Regions from separate parts of the Homo sapiens genome. Here region 1 is linked to region 2. Evidence: chromatin contacts called from ENCODE Hi-C or POLR2A ChIA-PET data. All regions are on one chromosome and are shown on one strand. The core of a region is the stretch at or near the end of the contact, and the rest is flanking DNA. Distances in the headings are between cores, read along the strand shown. Region 1 holds the start of ELF4 (E74 like ETS transcription factor 4). Region 2 holds the start of ZNF280C (zinc finger protein 280C).

The links. Hi-C counts contacts between places; a loop is a spot of excess contacts on that map. ChIA-PET counts read pairs that join two places held with the same protein, here RNA polymerase II (POLR2A). Pooled maps may share reads with other maps.
Region 1: a loop to region 2 is called in a map of Caco-2, with 24 times the contacts of the local background. The contact joins the promoter of ELF4 here to the promoter of ZNF280C in region 2. A Hi-C loop is called at or near these places in 2 of 168 maps with a recorded cell type or tissue (Caco-2 and naive thymus-derived CD4-positive, alpha-beta T cell), 4 of 37 single-sample maps with no recorded cell type and 7 of 50 pooled maps. POLR2A ChIA-PET finds 5 or more read pairs at or near these places in 1 of 52 experiments (activated CD4-positive, alpha-beta T cell).

Annotation. Positions count from the first base shown.
Region 1 is chrX:130,104,966-130,111,760 of GRCh38, forward strand. It overlaps ELF4 (E74 like ETS transcription factor 4), which reads right to left and starts at 5,532. Exons shown (of 9, transcript NM_001421.4): 1 at 5,360-5,532. It also overlaps a transcript of RAB33A not described here. RefSeq lists silencers at 5,414-5,483, 5,564-5,713, 5,964-6,013, 6,024-6,073, 6,144-6,263.
Region 2 is chrX:130,266,203-130,272,421 of GRCh38, forward strand. It overlaps ZNF280C (zinc finger protein 280C), which reads right to left and starts at 2,697. Exons shown (of 19, transcript NM_017666.5): 1 at 2,560-2,697. RefSeq lists a silencer at 2,398-2,477.

The DNA.
Region 1 (6,795 bases), core at 4,282-6,781, 160 kb before region 2:
CTGGCCAACATGGTGAAACCCCGTCTTTACTAAAAAATACAAAAAAAAAAGAAAATTAGCTGGGCATGGTGGTAGGTGCTTGTAATCCCAGCTACTTAGGAGGCTGAGGCAGGAGAATTGCTTGAACCCGGGAGATGGAGGTTGCAGTGAGCCAAGATCACACCACTGCACTCCAGCCTGGGCGACAGAGCAAGACTCTGCCTCAAATTAAAAAAAGAAAAGAAGGTGGCAACTCAAGGGAAAGCTTGCTCAGCCTCTACAAGCTGCTCAGCTTGCTTCTTGTTAGCCTCTCTGAGAAATGTTCTGGCACTTTCCCTTGCAGACCTTCCTGCATGAAACACCCTTCCCTGCTCCCTGACCCTCCTCCTCACCCTGGAAGCAGGCTGGGGTCTCTTTGCCGAGAAACTCACCTTAGGGCATGATTTCCCAACCAAGAAGTCAGGGCCCTCTGGTATGTCCCTTTGGTGTTGAAATGTGCTGGGGAGGAGGCAGGGCAGTGAGAGAGGGAAAATGATGAGTGTGTGTATGTGGCAGGGGGATGTCCGGGAGTTTTTTATCCAATTAAACCCAACCAGGGCCAAGCTTCCTCCATGTCCAGCCTTGGGAGACACAGAATCAGTGGAAGCAATATATGGCTAGTCCTTAGCGGTCTGGGCAGAAACACATGAAACTCTACATTCTTCATTTCCCAGATGGTGGAGTGGGGAACAATTATGAAAATCTCTTTCCTCCACCTGAAGCTCTGGGCTTCCAGAGAAATCCCAGAACCCTGGGGAAAAGGTGGGATCCAGCCAGCCTGAGACTGCCATGAGCACAAGTGGCATGTCAGTTTTCCTGTCATTTAAGTGCCCTACGTCTCCCCTGCCATCTCTCCCACTCCCCAGGGGCCTGTGTGTGTGTGTGTGTGTGTGTGTGTGTGTGTGTGTGTGTGTGTGTCTGGTAAGGGAGGGGTTTCAAACGAAATCCCCTCAGCTTGGGTGGCAGGCTGGCCAGCCAGTTTATATCTCCCGGAGTGGAGACAGGGGTTTGCACTGAGCCACCCACACTAGCTGACCTGGTCTTTTATGTGACACACATTTGCCAAACAATCATCCAGGCTTCGAAGGTCAGTTCGTGGCCAGGGAATAGAGAGAAAGGCGTCTTTTCTTCCTTTTCTGCTGAGCCAAATCTCCCCCTTGCTTCCCCCTCTCCCCCCTTCAAGGTCTAGCCTAGGCCCGCATCCCTCACAAAGCCTTCCCTCCCTCCTCCAGCTGCTGCTGACCTCCAGTCCCAGCCGTGCTGGCCTCTGCTCCAACAAGCACAATTAGCACCTGACCAGCCACTGGCCCGGCTGCTTGTCCTCGCCTCTGATTGTTTCAGTGTCTTAGTCATCTCTTCCCCAGCGCCTCCTTCTCTCATCTCCCCCACGGCGCCTAGCATCGGTTGGGCACACAGTAGGTATTAATAAATGTCTGTTGAATTGAAACTCAGCAGCCCCTATGAGGTCAGAACCCTCATAAGCACCCCGACCAGCAGTTTCTTGGCAACCAGCACTGGGGCCCGAGCTACAGGGCATTAGCAGTGTGGCTGCTATTACAGGACACACGAGGCTCAGCGGCCAGAGATTTGCAGGCAGGTTGGTGTTGATGAGAAAAGCCCCTGACCCCTAGGAAAGCGCCTATGGGATTCTGGGTGCCTTGCAGGAGTTTCCTTTCTCCCCTGCAGAAGTAGTTTTCAGTCTGAGAACCACAAAAAGAATAAATTGGAAGAGAAGCCAGAAACCTCTTTGCAGCTTAGAAATCCAGGAGAGATGCCAAGCCCGGGTTGGGGTCAGGCCCTACCCTGAGGACAGAAGGCTGCCCAGGGCCTTTCCCAGCTCGGTGGGAGATCCTGGGGAGACAGGGGGCATGGCAGACATGACCCCTTCCACTGCAGGGGGCTATAGGGATGTTTGGGGGGTGTCCCTAAGAAATGCCATCCTGCCCTGGAACCCAACAAATGACATCCTGCAAGATTGCCACCTGTAGCTCATGCAGAAACCAGTGTCCCAGCCAGGAGCAATGGCTCACGCCTGTAATCACAGCACTTTGGGAGGCCAAGACGGGCGGATCACCTGAGGTCAATAGTTCAAGACCAGCCTGGCCAACATGGTGAAACCCCGTCTCTACTAAAATATACAAAAATTAGCTGGGGAAGGTTGTGGGCACCTGTAATCCTAGCTATTCAGAAGGCTAAGGCAGGGAGAAATGCTTGGGCCTGGGAGGCAGAGCTTGCAGTGAACCGAGATTGGGCCACTGCACTCCAGCCTGGGCGACAGAGCAAGACTCCATCTCAAAAAGAAAAGAAAAGAAAAGAAAAGAAAACCAGTGTTCCTTTCCCTCTCATTCACCCAAATCCTAGGGCAAGACTCTGTGTGTGGGGAGGGTGGGAGGTGCATCTAGACCAGAATCTGGCCAGGGTCTTCAGGCAAAGAGAAGCCCCCAAGTCTAGGGTGCTTGATCCCCCACACTGGCTCAGGAATTTGATCCTGGCTTCCAATTACAATTATTTATATAGATGACATATCCCCTCTCCCTGACCCCTTCCTGTACACCTGCTCTGACTCCAGCCCACACGAAAAGGTACACACAATCCCGGAAGGCAGGTGGTGTCTTCCTCACATCCATGTTTTCCTCACTGCCACTTCATTGGGGTCTGGTACTAGGACCGGCTCTGAGCAAGTGTTTGCTGAATTGAATCTGAGTTTTAGGCGCTGCATTAGGCAATATCGTAAGGGCAGCTAGCACTTACTGTGTGCCATGTGCTGTTCTAATAAGCATCTTATATGTATTCATTCATGTATTTGATCCTCACCAAAGTGTTATAAAGTGGTCTCATGTGACAGATAAGGAAACTGGGGCATACAATTGACTGGGATCACATAGCTAGTAAATAACAATGCTGGGATTTCAACCTAGACAGCCAGGCTTTAAGAACTGGAGGTAGCTGGGCACAGTGGCTCACGCCTATAATCCAGCACTTTGGGAGGCGGAGGCGGGTGGATCACCTGAGGTCAGGAGTTCGAGGCCAGCCTGACCAACACGGAGAAACCCCGTCTCTACCAAAAATACAAAATTAGCCGGGCGTGGTGGTACATGCCTGTAATCCCAGCTACTCGGGAGGCTGAGGCAGGAGAATCACTTGAACCTGGGAGGCGGAGGTTGCGGCGAGCCAAGATCGTGCCATTGCACTCCAGCCTGGGCAACAAGAGTGAAACTCCATCTCAAAAAAAAAAAAAGAACTGGAGGTAAGGAGTTCAAGATTACAGTGAGCTGTGACTGTGCCACTGCACTCCAGCCTGGGTGACAAAGTGAGACCCTGAATTAAAAAACAAAAACCAAAAAAAAAACAACACTCTAAACGCAAAAACAAAAACTGGATGTAAAATTACATTGCGGGGGTAGGGGATGTGGAAAGGAAGAAGGCCAAGCTTAAGAGCAGAAGAGCAGAGGTTTCCCCAGGAAAGCAAACTCCTCAGCCTGTGTCTAGCTGGGTCTGTGCGGCACAGGGCCTGATTTTTGCAAGATGAGGGGCATTTTGGACATGCTATCACTCAGGCCCCTAGAGACAGACCACAGCACCCTCTATTTTAGATCCCAATATATGCCAGAGAAGACAGAAGCCACTGTGTCACCACTTAGCACTAGGTGAGGGAGAGTGAATTTTGGGCCCCTAGGTTGTCCAGGGGTGGGCGCCAGTTCCTGAGCAACCACCGAGCAAACAGTGCAGCACAGGGAGGAATGCCAGACATAGTTGCAAACAAGCCACTCCTTCGGCTCACAGCAAGAGGCTGGGTGAGGGTGGTAGCATGGAGCCTGCTTCATGGTCCCCCCCACCCCTGCCCCCAACAAGAGATCCCAGGCTCTGAATCCAGCCCCAAAAACAACCAGATGCAAGGTAGCCTCTTCCTCACACCAGCTGGCTGGGATAGGAAGTCCTCCCTGATAATCTTCACTGAACTCCAGAGAGCTCCCCCTACGCTGCTCCTGTACTGGATGCACTGAATCTGAATTAATGGTTGAGAAAGCACTTTATAACCAGGAAAACCCAGTGTAACTAACTGCAAGGAAGGACTGGCATTCTTGCTGGGCATATGTGTTCCCCGGGCATTTTCAGTGCCAAAGTCTCCCCAAAGGGAAGAGCTAGAACTGTTCCCTTCACCCACCTCCAACCTGGCACTCGGGCCAGGGGTCAGCTGGCAGGGGGTGAGTCCCCAATGGGCGTGCCCACCAGCTGTTGGGGCTGAGCAGTGGTGGTTCAGGCCCTGGGGTGGTGACCTCACTTCCGCTCCTACCTCCCCACCTCCCCAGCACTCCTCCCATTTGAGGCCCCACCAGGCCAAAATCGAGAAGTCCAAGGTTAACTGTTCTTTCCCACTTTAAGAGCTAATTAAAATAATTAGCCACAATGAACTGTCAAACATTAACCAGAAGAGGCTGCAGGACCAGACAGGCCTCTATCACAGGCCGAGGGATGAGGGGCAGGAATCAAATGGCCATCAAATCCCTCAGCTGGGGTATGGTGCGGGGCGGGGGCGGCCCAGGAGGACCTCGCTGAGCCGAGGTGCCAAGGGGTCAGGAGGTGACTCTGGTCAGGAAGGTGATGTGCAGGCATACGGTGGTGAGAAAAGGGAGTCAGGGTTAGGGTGCGGTGGAGGAGCCAGGAATTCATAAAGCGGTCACCGCCTCAGCAGTCCCTCAAGCCTCCAAAGCAAGGCGCTGGCGTGAGGGGACCCCGCACGGTGCGGCTGCTGAATCCCCTAGGCGGCGGCCCAGGAGGGAACCCGGAGGCGGGAGAGTCGGGGAGAGCGGGAACGCGGGAGCGGGAAGGCTGGCGGCTGGCTCACACGGAAACTCCGGCCCCTGCCAAGAGGTCTCTATTTTGGCGATCCAGTTCTCCACATCATAGGTCTGCGTGCGCGTGTGTGCGTGTGACCCTAAAGCCCTGGCCCCAGAAGCCCCGGGGGCAGTCGGATCCATCTAGCAGCTCCGCCGCGGTCCGCCCCACCTCCTCTGCCCTCGGGCGCCCAGCTTCTGGGGGCCCGCTGTCATGATCGGCCCCGTCACGGAACCCAGGCTGCCGGGGGCGAGGGAAAACAGGGGCCCCTACCCCGACTCCCCGACTCGGGGAATCCATTCCACTTCCATCCCGGGATCGGGAGCCCGGGTTCTCCATCACACGCGCGGCGGGGCGACTCCAGGGCGGCTCGCGACACTCCGCGACTCTCCCGCCCTTCCCTGGGCCCCCAGCCCCACGCCGGGGCCCCGGCGCTCTCGATTCCGCCCTCAAGCAAACTTTTCCACGTCCCCCAAGGCTCGAAGAACCGGCGCCATCGACGTACCTGAGGCCGAGTGGCTCACGGGCCCAGCTCGGTCGCCGGGCCGGGGTCTGTCTCCGTGGTCCCCGCTCCGGGGGCCGAGACGCGGGTCCCCAGCCCCGCCAGCCCGTCCTCTCCCCTCGGAAGCCGGGCCGGGCGAGCGGCGCCAGGAACTCGGCGCCGGCGAAAGGAGAAGTGGAAGTTGAGCGCGGCGCCCGGTCGGTCCCCGCGGCCGCCGGGGCCGCCGTCCCCCGCCCTCCTCCCCGCCCGCCCTTCTTCCCCGCCCGCCTGCCCCCGCCACCCCGCGCCCGTGACTCACCTCGGCGCCGGGGCAGGCTGGTCCGGGCGGGCGAGGCGCAGGGCTCTCCCACACTTCGCGCCGCCAATGGCAAGTTGGAGGGAGAGATGCAAATACCAGGTGAGACGGCGGCGCCCCTGATAAAACGGGGCGGGGGGCGGGGTGGAGCGCGCGGGGAGCGGGGCGGACGCCGGGGAGGGCCGGGCCAAGACACGGGGCGGCAGGGGCGCCCGGGGAGGGGGCGCGAACCGGCGCAGACATGCACCGAAACGAGCGAGCGAAAGGGGAAATGCAGTAGAGACACACACGTCCCCGCAGGCGGCGGATGGGGCGGGCGCGAAGGAGGCAGGGCGGGAGGGAGGGAAGAGCCGGAGGGAGGGACCGACGGGAGGGACTGCGGGCGGGCGGGGTGGGGGAGGGAACGAGGGAGGGACGAGGCATCTCGGTGGAAACAGCGCCCGTCCGCCCCGGCCCGCCCGCCGCGGTCGCCAGCACGGCATGGGGAGCCGTGCCAGGGGCCCGCGCGGCCTCTCATTCCCCTCGCGGCTCGCTCGCGCCCGGGGGACCACGAGGCAGGGCGCCCGCAGAGCCCGCGTCGTGCGCCGCGGCCCGGGCGGGCGCTCCCCACTCTGCTTCTAGCCAGCGAGACTCCGAGCTCTCTGCTCGTTCCGCGCCCTTCCCGGTGCGAAGCCCCCATACAACGCCCCGCAGAGAAATCCCTTCCCCGCGGACTCGGGAAGGTTTCGTCCAGCCCCCTCGGCCCGTGCAAGTGGAGACTTGCTTGACGCCTTTGGGCCAAGCCCTGCGCTCCACATTATTGAGCTCCTGGGGTGTGCAGGCCCCAGCGGGAGGGCGGGCCGTGCGGCGGGTGAGGCCGCGAGATGCCCAGAGGATACAATTTTGGAACCATATGCCCGACTCCGCAGAATCCTGGGCGTAACACCTGGGGTGACTGGAGAGTTTCGGCGACTTCTTAGGGAAGTCGAGTCTAGGACTCCTGCGGGAAGTTGGGGTGGGGGACGCTGGCAAGATATGAGTCAGGGGAAGGGCTAGGGGGAGAGGGGCTGGCCCAGCAAGTGCAAAGAGAGCCAGAGTTCGGGTGCTGGAAGAAAGCCCATGCCTACCTTTCTTCCCCTGTCCAAAGCCAGGCTGCTCTGCTCCA
Region 2 (6,219 bases), core at 1,447-3,946:
AATATTTATCTTAATAAAAAGCAGCTGGATTCTCTTATTCTCTGGGGAAAAATGCTGTATGATCTCACATGTGGAATCTAAACAACTTTATCTCATAGAAACAGAGAGTAGAAAGATGGTTACCAGAGACTTGGGAGTTCAGGGGTGGGACAGATGGGGAAAAGATGTTGATCCAAGAGTACGAAGTTTAATTAGATGGGAGGAATAAGTTTTAGTTATCTATTGCACTACAAGGTGACCACAGCTAATACTAATAATGTATTGTATATTTCAAAATTGCTAAAATAATTTCTAACATTCTCATAACAAAATGATAAATTGGTAAGGTGATGGCTATGTTAGCCTCTTTCAATAATGTATACATATCAAAACATCACATTGTACCCCATAAATACGCACAATTATCATTTGCCAATAAAAAGTTAAAAAGGAAACAAAAAAATGAAAAAAAAAACTCCTTAAAAGAAAACTACTTTGCAGCAAATGAATAAAGTCTAGACGAATACTCTACTTTCAGGAGTCATTTCTACAGTTCATTACTAGTGATGTTTCTCTGAATGTACAGAGCACTGGGAAAAAAAGTCTAGACGTATATATTTGATTCAAATTACTGAGGAAGGCTGGGCATGGAGGCTCACTCCTGTAATCCCAGCACTTTGGGAGGCCGAGGTGGGTGGATCACGAGGTCAGGCGTTCCAGACCAGCCTGGCCAACATAGTGAAACCCCATCTCTACTAAAATTACAAAAATTAGCCGGGCGTGGTGGCAAGGGCCTGTAACCCCAGCTGCTTAGGAGGCTGAGGTAGCAGAATCGGTTGAACCCGGGAGGCAGAGGTTGCAGTGAGCTGAGATCGCGCCACTGCACTCCAGCCCGGGCGACATTGCGAGACTCCGTCTCAAAAAAAAAAAAAAAAAATTACTGAGGAAATCAAATCTTTTTGAATCACTACTTAAGACAAACTCACTGAAAACCAAGTAGCTGAGATTTGGAGTTATTCAACCTAAGAACTTTTTCAATAGGATATTCTTCAACTCTTCAACATGCTTAGAAATAATATTAAAGTATGAAAAAGTCGAAAAAAAATGAAGCCTTAAAAATAAAAATATAAAGGAAAAAGGAATTGAATAATACTTCTTAAAACTTTTAAGTGAGCCTCCTTGCTTATTCTCCGTGACCACCTCACTCTCACAAAAAGTGAGACATAATATACCAAATTGAACATTGGATGAGGGTCAGAAAGCCTAGGTTTAAGAATTGGTTCCATCACTTCCTAGGCACATGACCTCGGTAAAGTTCTGTCCTTGAGGCTGTTTCCTCATCTTCAAACAGTTCTAACGACACCCTACAGCCCATCTCAAAAGGGGTGCTACCAATGAAATATACAAATGCAAGATACGATTATAATGGAATCTGTACTGCTGTAGAAACATCAAAGGTACACAGCCCTAATTTTACAAGCAAATCAGTGCCTTTGTAGGCTCAGTGAAGTTTCTGCGTAAGGAGATTAAGTTTGCACAGTAACCCCCAAACCAGGACACCTCACAAATACTAAGAGGAGACTTTTGCAGTTTAAAACTCTACTTCTAGGTTTCTATTTTATGTTTAGGGGCACTAAAAGACATTACAACTCATAGTCCAAACCTGAAAACAATAGTAAAAAAAATTTAAGGTCGCAGATTTAAAAAACTCCACAAAACTAACAAATCTTTCCAAACAAAGAGAATCCCCTGGATGAAGGTCTCCCGTGCTTGCAGAAGCTGGTTCACTTGACAATTTCCTCTCGAATTTCTCCTTAAAAAAGCATTAAAACCTGAGAGAAGTTGAAAGGAACTCCCTCCATCTCTAGAGCAGGAGTATACCTCAGCATAATTTTTTCCATCTCTTTAAGTAAAACCTGCAAACCTCCTAGTTAGAATATAGTGTATTTAACTCCACGTTTCTCCTCAGGGCTCTTATCCTCTAGACAATAACGGAATAGAGCACGATTTCTGTGACAGAGAAGGGAAGTCCCTTTGGCCAGAACAAGGTTGTGGGCATGGAATGACCGGTCCTGTGTGGGGGGAACCTGCGCAGAAAGAAGGGGTCACAGGGTCTCTGATGCCTGAAAGTTCGGAATCCCCTCAAGTCTCTTTTCGTTTGATTGAAGAGACTTGAGGGTGGGCGGGTCTCCGTCAAACATCAGTATCAACCGTACAAAAGACGAAAGGGAGTTGCCTCCAGAATGAAAAGCCCAAACCGGGTTGGAAACAGACCGACAGGACTCAGGAGGTGAGAAGGCTGCCGCAGCTGCCGCGGCCCGCGAAACCACTGCCCGCCGCGGGCCGCCAGGCTCTACCTCCAGAAAACCCTCCCCCTTCAGGGCCCGGCGCAAGATGGTGGCCCACCAGCTACCACGCCGCCAAGCCTGTCCCCTCCCCCGCACCCCCGTCGATCCGCACCGGCATAGAGACCCTCAGCCAGCCGCCCTCAGAACCGCCCTCTGGGGAAGGCTGCCTCGGCCGCGCGGGAGAGCTGCTGCCTCCTTCCGCGCGGCACAGGCGGGGGCGGGGGCCGCTTACCGAGAGCAGAGCAGATCGGTCTGACTGGGGTTCGGATAAGGAGGAGGAGAAAGAGGAGGAGGAAAGGGAGGAGCGCGAAAAACCTCAGGCGACAGCCTCAGCAACAGCGACTCCCCCGGAGACTTCCAGCGCGGAACCGGCGTCTCAGCCGGGGGCAGAAGTATATAACTGCACGCGCTGCCTCATGGGTAGACGCCGACTCCACCCCCTGAACATCCGGGGCCTTTTAACCGCCCACGGACGGACGGCTGGTACTTACATGTGCACATGTGCAGCTACTTTACTTACCGTCGAAGGCAGCGGAGGAAGTGTAATTGACTAGCGTGGATGCAGCTTTTCTAAGCAAACGCTCGATTTAACCTGGAGTTGTCATCCCAAAAAATACATTGTACCTGACTACAGAGAAACATGAATTCTGGGTCTTCCTTGTGTGTGAGGGCTAAAGACACGAGTTAAAAATATAAATATATTGTTTTCTGGAAATACTGTACTTGAAACACGTCTCAAAATACTAGTTATTTTTACCTTTTGTTTTAAACATATGGTTTTGCTTGTCTCTCTGTTACTTCTAATTGCCATATGGATGCCTATAGTAGGTACAAAAAATGCTAAGGAAAAATACATTTACTCTTACACACAAGGAAGACCCAGAATTCATGTTTCTCTGTAGTCAGGTACAATGTATTTTGTGGGATGACAACTCCAGGTTAAATCGAGCGTTTGCTTAGAAAAGCTGCATCCACGCTAGTCAATTACACTTCCTCCGCTGCCTTCGACGGTAAGTAAAGTAGCTGCACTTGTGCACATGTAAGTACCAGCCGTCCGTCCGTGGGCTGGCCGCGGTGGCTCACACTTCTAATTCCAGCACTTTGGGAGGCTGAGGTGGGTGGATCACCTGGGGTGAGGAGTTTGAGACCACTTCCCTTTCCTCCTCGCCTTTCTCCTCCTCCTTCTCTGAACCCCAGTCAGCCTGACCAACATAGTGAAACCCCATCTTTACTAAAAATACAAAATTAGCAGGGTGTGGTGGCACATGCCTGTAATCCCAGCTACTTGGGAGGCTGAGGCGGGAGAATCACTGGAACTTGTAAATACATTTACAAGAAAAACACTTGCCAAAATACTGCTTACAGAAACATTTTCTAGACATTGTGCTTTGAACTGTAAAAGTTTCTTCTCCCAAATTTCTCCACAAGGTTTATAGCAGTACTGGTTCATCTCTCTTTTTCTTTTTTGAGACGGAGTTTCGCTCTTGTTGCCCAGGCAGGAGTCCAATGGCGTGATCTTGGCTCACCGCAACCTCCGCTTCCCGGGTTCAAGTGACTCTCCTGCCTCAGCCTCCCGAGTAGCTGGGATTACAGGCATGCGCCACCACACCCGACTAATTTTGTATTTTTAGTAGAGACGGGGTTTCTCCATGTTGGTCAGGCTGGTCTCGAACTCCCCACCTCAGGTGATCTGCCTGCCTCGGCCTCCCAAAGTGCTGGGATTACAAGCGTGAGCCACCACGCCTGGCCCAATTCATCTCTTAAGAGTTGCCCAGACTGAAAATATCGTGTGGCTTACATAACACACACGTAAATCCTGTCACTGAATCCTACCATTTTTTTTATTTGAGCTAGTTTTTTCTTTCTTATTTATACAGCTATTTGCTTCTGACCCTGAAAATAAGCTTTACAGGAAAAGACAGAGAATAATCAAAATAAAACAGTGAAAAGTCCCAAAATCTTGGAGCATGCATAGTTGGTCCCTGCTTCCGGTCAGGGTGATAAGAAAGTCCGGGCACCTTTTCCTTTGATGCCAGCAGGAAATTTAAAACTAGCAAATCTACAGCCGCATGACTCTGCTTTTGGCTGTAGTGGGAAATTTAAAACTTGTGATTCTCCAGCCTGCCTCCTTCTTTGGCATTGGTGGGAAATTTAAAACTGGCAACAAAAATTGGTGCAGTTGAGAAATTTAAAACTTGCAAATCTACAGCCTGTGCGGCATTTTCACCAGCCCCACTTCCTAGATGCTATAAAGGCCCATCCAACTTCCTCTGCCTCTGAAACCAGCCCAGACCTGTTTGCAGCACCCAGCCCTCCCTCACTTACCCCCACTAGTCCCCAGGGTAATAAAATTTCTCTCAAATTCTCTTGTCATATCTAGTGTCACGAGTGTCCACATCCAACCTAAAATTACGAGGAGGAATGGTCAAACTGCCTCAGCAGGATGACCAGAAAACACTTATACACCCAAATTTCAATCTAACTTATTCTTTTTTTCGTGAAAAATACAGCCAAGAAGACCAGCGGGCTCTGGTCAGTTGACTGTTTGCAGACTCTGGTCAGCAAATTTTCTATCAAGATGAAAATTTGAGAAACTAAATAATAACAATAATTAAAAGGATGTCTGGTGAGAATGGAATTAACACATGGGAAATTGTTTGGGTGATTTTTAACTGTTCTTAAAACTCTTCCCCAGGCTTCTAGAAAACCACTCTATATTGGTTCTCTTGACTGGCTGGCCGTACGTTCTTTTTTATTTTTCAGCACTTCCAGTAAATGAGGGCTTACTCCTGTATAGGTTTTTCTGACAATTTTAAAAATTGAGACAAATTTACATGAAAAAAATCTACCATTTTGAAGTGTACAATAGAGTGATTTCTTATATATATTTACAGTATTGTGCAACCATCACTGCTATCTAATTCCAGAACATTTTCATTACCTCCCACCAAAAAACCTGCAAACCTATTAGTAGCCACTCCTAATTTCCTCCTATTTGTATCCTCTCACCAATCATTAATTAACGTTTTTTATCTATGGATTTGCCTATTCTGGATATCACATATAAATGTAATCATACAGTATGTAGTTTTTCATGTCTAGCTTCTTTCATTCACTATAATGTTTCTGAAGTAGGTTCATCCATGTTGTAGCACATATCAATTCGTTCTTTTCTCTCTTTCTCCCTCCCTCCCTCCCTCCCTCCCTCCCTCCCTCCCTCCCTTCCTTCCTTCCTTCCTTCCTTCCTTCCTTTCCAGATGGCCTCTGGCTCTGGCTCTTAGGCTGGAGTGCAGTGGGGCGATTTCCAGTCACGGCAACCTCCACCTCCCAGGTTCAAGCAATTCTCCTGCCTCAGCCTCCTGAGTTGCTGAGATTACAGGGTCCTGCAACCATGCCAAGCTAATTTTTGTATTTTTAGTAGAGTTGGGGCTTCATCATGTTGGCCAGGCTGGTCTTGAACTCCTGACCTCAAGTGATCCACCCGCCTCAACCTTCCAAAATGTTGGGATTACAGGCTTGAGCCACTGCACCCGGGCCACTTCATTTCTTTCTATTATTGCATGATATTTCATTGTACAAACATATCACTTTCTGTTTATCCATTCTTCAGTTGATGGACGTTTGGGTTGTTTCTGCTTTTGGGCTGTTATAAATAATGTAGCCATGAATATCAGTGTATTAGTCTGTTCTCACACTGCTCTTAAGATATTACCTGAGATTGGGTGATTTATACACAAAGGAGATTTAATTGACTCACAGTTCCGCATGGCTGGGAAAGCCTCATGAAACTTATACCATGAAGGAAGAGAAAGCAGGCACCCTCTTTACAAGGTGGCAGGAGAGAGAAAGAGTGTGTGTAGGAGGAAATGTCAAACACTTATAAAACCATCAG